Regions from separate parts of the Homo sapiens genome. Here region 1 is linked to region 2. The links are chromatin contacts, found by Hi-C or POLR2A ChIA-PET in ENCODE. All regions are on one chromosome and are shown on one strand. Each heading gives the region's core, a stretch centred on a gene start or an enhancer-like site at or near the end of the contact. The rest is flanking DNA. Distances are from core to core; before and after follow the strand shown.

The links. A loop is a pair of places that touch in the nucleus more often than their neighbours do. ChIA-PET counts read pairs that join two places held with the same protein, here RNA polymerase II (POLR2A). Pooled maps may share reads with other maps.
Region 1: a loop to region 2 is called in a map of CD4-positive, alpha-beta T cell, with 5 times the contacts of the local background. The contact joins two enhancer-like sites. A Hi-C loop is called at or near these places in 5 of 168 maps with a recorded cell type or tissue (CD4-positive, alpha-beta T cell, CD4-positive, alpha-beta memory T cell, OCI-LY7 and 1 more), 3 of 37 single-sample maps with no recorded cell type and 10 of 50 pooled maps. POLR2A ChIA-PET finds 5 or more read pairs at or near these places in 1 of 52 experiments (OCI-LY7).

The regions. Positions count from the first base shown.
Region 1 is chr6:156,556,357-156,559,056 of GRCh38, forward strand. No RefSeq gene overlaps it. Among named protein-coding and RNA genes, the nearest start is that of SNORD28B, 180 kb to the left of the region's middle. Within about 2 kb of position 1,340, at least 6 of the 41 ENCODE cell types and tissues checked have a DNase peak (open chromatin) inside an H3K27ac peak, as active enhancers do.
Region 2 is chr6:156,395,706-156,398,405 of GRCh38, forward strand. No RefSeq gene overlaps it. Among named protein-coding and RNA genes, the nearest start is that of SNORD28B, 18 kb to the left of the region's middle. RefSeq lists a silencer at 469-518 and enhancers at 800-1,330, 1,331-1,860. Within about 2 kb of position 1,251, at least 6 of the 41 ENCODE cell types and tissues checked have a DNase peak (open chromatin) inside an H3K27ac peak, as active enhancers do.

The sequences.
Region 1 (2,700 bases), core at 90-2,589, 160 kb after region 2:
AATACCTCCAAATGTGACCTTACTGGGAAACAGGGTCATTGCAGATATAATTGGTTAAGATTCAGTCATAGTGGAGTAGAGTGGGCCCCTTATCCAATATGACCAGTATCTTTATAAAAAGATGACCTTGTGAAGACACAAAGACACAGAGATACCCTGTGAAGATGGAGGCAGAGGTTGGAGTGATGCTGCCACAGGCCACCAGAAGCTGGAAGGGGTAAGGAAGGAGCCTCCCCTCCAGGTTTCAAAGGCAGTGTGGGCCTGCTGACGCTGTGATTTCAGATTTTTGGATGCCAGAATTGTGAGAGATTACATTTCTGTTGTTTTTGAGCCACCTGCTTTGTGATCCTTTGTTATGACAGCCCAGGGGACTCACACAGCTCCCAGCCTGGACTCTAGTGTCCCCCTCAGGAAATGGGACCTCCTACACTCAGTTTCAGGTAGCAGACACCTGGGCACTGTCCTCGGCCCTCCCTTTCCCTCTCCCTCCCTGTGTATCCAGCCCAGCCCAGGTCCCTCCAATCCCACCACTTCACTTACAGCCACCTCCACCCAGTGATGGTGTAGCCTCCTGACTGGCTTTCATGTCTATCTTGCTGCCCTGGTCCACCCTCCACAAGCATCCCGATTGGCCCTTCTCCACATGGGTTCACATCACCGCACTGCTTATTAACACTCTGTGGACTCCACTGCACGTCAGGTGAAACCCACACCACCACAGAACTACCTTGCATTGCCTGATGTCTGCTGTCCCTTCTGGCTTCATCAGCTGCCACCACCGTCCCCTTGATCATAAAACTGGACAATGCTGGCCTTTGGGTCTTCCTTCATGTGGCTGTTATTTTTGCCAAAGTCTCTAACTCCCATTTGCCATTAGGTCTCAGCCCAAAAGCCACTTCCTCAGAGAAGTGCCATCTGTTTCCAGCCCTCCTGCCACATAATCTCTCTTCACAGTCCCCGTTTTCCCCTCGCGGCATTTGTCACAGCTCTTAGTCACATATTTATTAGTGTGGGGGTTGTTCACGGGTGCTGTTGCTTTTCATGTCTTTCTCTCCCTCACTGTGGGCTCCATACGAGCAGGGACAGTATCTATTTGTTCTCCTGGTGTTGGCAGAGAGTAGAACAATGCCTGGCTCCTAGGAGGTGTTCTATAAATATTTGTGGAATGGTCCAGCCTAAATGCCTCTTTTTGTGGCATGATGAGGTATAGGGATGTGTTGATTCTAAAATAAACACTATTAACGCTGGCACTAACTCTGCTCACACCAGGAGGGCTGTGAGAAGGCAGAGCTGCTGAGAAACACCACATCAGGACTGCTGCCTAAGGAGGCGTGGCCAGGCATCTGAGTCCTTGATTTTCTGTGGCCTACAGGGTGCGTCCGGCCAGATTCCTGATGTAAGGGATTACCTGATTGGTTCTTGATGCTTTGCAAAGCTCTTCCTCAAGGATGACCTTACAGAGACTCACAACAACCCCATGAGGGAGGTCCCATAGGCGTCACTATCCCCATTTCCCAAATAAAGACAGAGGGGCAGGGCTCACGCAGCTCATCAGGCCAGGTCTGGTCTCCTCACTGGGTAGAGAGGCCCTTAACACAACAGGAAGTACTGCAGCTTCTAAAGAATGACTTTTTGACAAAAAGCAACATATGAATCTAGCAAGGAATTGATCCTAACATATGGGATTATCATCTGGGTTCCATCAGAGCCACCCCTGTGGTCACATGATCATTGTCTAACAGTGTCATCAGAAGCAGCTGGTAGTTATCCATAACTCTTGGAACAAGAAGAGAAACACCAGCCTGAGTGTTTCCTGGCTACAAGTCATTAAGGCAATTTCACTTACTCATTAAGAATTAAAGAATTAGGCTGGACGTAGTGGCTCATGCCTGTAATCCCAGCACTTTGGGAGGCCGAGGTGGGTGGATCACCTGAGGTCAGGAGTTTGAGACCAGCCTGGCCAACATGGTGAAACCCCATCTCTACTAAAAATATAAAAATTAGCCAGGCATGGTGGTGGGCACCTGTAATCCCAGCCACTTGGGAGGCTGAAGCAGGAGAATCGCTTGAACCCAGGAAGTGGAGGTTGCAGTTGGCTGAGATTGTGCCATTGCACTCCAGCCTGAGCCACAAGAGCGAAACTCTATCTCGAGAAAAAAAAAAAAAAAGAATTAATTAGACAAAATACTGGATTTTTAAAACCAAATCTGTAAGAAAAACAAAAATTTTAGTTCTAACTCTCTAGTGAATGGGAGTATCCTAACGAAATCAGCATCTCCACCTGCAAATTGAAGTTACCTCTCTGGGACCTGCAGTACTCAACTCATCTCTCCTCTGCCTTTCCAGGCAGAAGATCCAAACTAAAGCAGCAATGGGTCAATTTGCCAGACTTATTTATGTGTCAAGTGCCTTTAATGATAAAAAAGGATTGATCCTGCATTCAAGAATGACTCAAAGGTGATGATGGAGGCTGCCCTGGTGATGGCCTCATCCTGGCAGGACAGATCTGCCTGCTGCTGTTAGAGGCAAAGTGGTGGCTAGGCACAATGGCTCACACTTGGAATCCCAGCACTTTGGGAGGCTGAGGGAGGAGAATCACTTCAGCCCAGGAGTTTGAGACCAGCCTAGGCAACATGGTGAAACAACATCTCTACAAAAAAAGAAAGACAGAAAGAGAAAGAAAGAAAGAGAGAGAGAGAG
Region 2 (2,700 bases), core at 1-2,500:
CAGGTCAGTCAAGCCAACAGAAAATGGTAAATTCACATTTATGGTGTGAACCAAGGCCATCACTAATAAAACTGTAACCTCGCTGGTGGAATACTGAAATATGTCTTGACATCTTTGCAAGAGTTGTAAAGAGAGCCTGGAAAAGAAAAGGAAAGCCCAAGCATTGTTTGCATTTTCTTTTTGCATTTCATTCAGCAAAGACTTTTTAAAAACTTAGTAGAGGGTGATACCAGATGTATTTAGTCTGCAGTATGGCCAGCCTTTAAGTACATGAAGTAATCCCGTCCAAACAGCAGCACAAGTGCCTCAGTTATCTCAGGTAACCAGTTTGGAAACAGCAAGAGGGCTTTGGGTTAAATATCAGAAAATATTCATAAGACACCATAACAACAGAAACAGAGTCGAACTAAAACTTTGTGGCAAAGCCAATATGTAAATCACAGCTGGTGATTTCTGTTAGGAACTTTGGTTTGGGAGGTTTCACAGCTTCATCTCCAAAGCCCCGATTCAAAACCACAATGTTCAGCAAGTCAGTGAGATTTCATGCTTTTATCTGAAACCCAGACCGACAAATGCATCTCTTGATGCAATTCAGGATCTCTGAATCTTCGCTAAAGAACCGAGCTAACCCATGGAACGCAATCTCAAAGCCTTGCTCTTACCCAGAGAAGCACAGTTGCCACTTAAAGGTTCAATAAAAGGAGAGGTAGGGAAATGCCTGCTGCCACAGCCCATTAGTTGCTACATTTAAACCCCTACCACAGTAACCAAATGTGATTGAGGTTTCAGAAGGAAACCTACACGGTATGAAATGTAGCAATCATTGGTCTATAAATATAGGATGTTATTCACTGTCAAGTACTTTCTCTAAAGGAGGGGTAGGGGGAATTCTTACTGCAAAGGTAGGTTGCAAAATTTTTTCACCTAGAAATAATTTAGAAACCGGCTGGGGCACAATCTCATAATGTCTCAGGTGCAAAAAGTTTCTGATGCACCGGAAACAAAAGCTGGCAAAACAAAAGCGACGTCAGTTGTCTCTCTGTTCTACCAATTGAAGCTTGGGTGTAAAAGGAGAATGTTTTTTAAATCCAGGGATTAGTGAGGGACGCTAACCCCTGAACCGGGATTACTGAGGGACAGAGAAAGAAAATGTAGAGGAGGAAAAAGGAACATTTTACAAAAGATTTCCTTCGTAACTACCTTCAGACCCCGGGGCTGCAGAAAGGAGTAGGCGGCTGCGGTGTCCTGGGCCCTGCGCGTCCACGCGTGGGAGGCGAGGCCAAGGCTGCCAGGAGGCGCTCCCGCACCCCAGGTGCGCTCCTCCAAGGAGGCCCACCCGCCTCCGCTGGCCCAGTTTTCGCTGTTTTCTCGGCGCACCACGGCGCCTGCAGTTAGTAGGCAATCCATCCCCCCGAGCTGCAGCGAGTTAAGCTGCAGGCCTTTTGTAACGGCCTCAGGTGTGAGCTGCCGCAAGCCCCCCCCACCCCCACCCCCGACCAGAGGATCACCGGCCCGGCCGAGAGGACTAGGAGCCAGGTGTGCGAGGCCGAGGGATCCACGCCGTTCCCGCCCAGCGCCCCCTGGGTTATTAGGCCTCGCTCCCCCACACAGCCCAGCTGGTAGCGAGGCCGGAATCAGGGCCCTCCGTCGGAGCTCCCACCTTTAAAAGAACGCGTCCAGAGGGCGGAGCCAGCTTAAAAGCGGGTCGAGACATTCACCTGTGGTTAGGCAAAGACACGAGAGAAATAGTTAATTCCTCAGGTGCCCCAAATCACAATAGAGCTCGGGAAGGAGGAACAACTTGACAGAGAAAAGAGGACAGGACATTGATCAGGGAAGATGTCTGCAGAGCTTGAGGTTGGGGGATTGGGTTCCAACCAGGGAAGGTAATTCTGCAAAATTGGAACACACAGGCCCTCTGTCTGTAGGCAAGTCTGACAAAGGGCACAATCCAGGAAATGGAATCGAGATGCGTCCCCTGCCTCTCAGCCTACTGACCCACTTTCCTCCGGCTACGTCTCCCCCAGATCCATGCCCCTCCTTAAATCTTCCTGCTAGCCCAGAGGGAGGAAGGATGAGGCCTGGGGATCACAATGTAGGTGGAACGAGAAACCTGGGTCTGTTTGACAGTTTCAGAAGCAAAGAAGCGTCTCTCTCTTTCCCAAAAAAAAAATCCTTTCTGAGCCCCCCTCACTCAGTCCCACCATACATACATACACAATGCACCTGAGGAGACCTCCAACTCCCTGTCAAGGAGGCTGAATTTCTACACGTAGTCGCTCATTTTGTTTAAAGCGCAGAAAACATCTGCACCTAATAAAAGATGTTAGTGTGCCATTCTAGAAAAGAGAAGCCTTTGATACATTCTTTGGTGTTAATGCTGCGGCATGAAGTATTTTCCCAGATTGCAGTCTGTTATCTGAATGGGGCAAAGATTCCCTAAGTGAAGGGAATATTGAAAGAAAGTTCTGGAGCATGCAATCCTGTCCAGTTGAAGTACTGCAGGAAAAGGAAGCACGCACACACATATGTACACAAATGCACACTCATACAGGCAAATCCTCCATGACTGTGCCTCAGAATCACCTTATTCAATTGACAGAAGCACAGTGTGACTACCATACTTTTGTTACATCCATGAAGTGTGTGTAAAGAAACACAAGTCACACGATCCTTGGCTGGCATGGCTGCCTCTGCCCT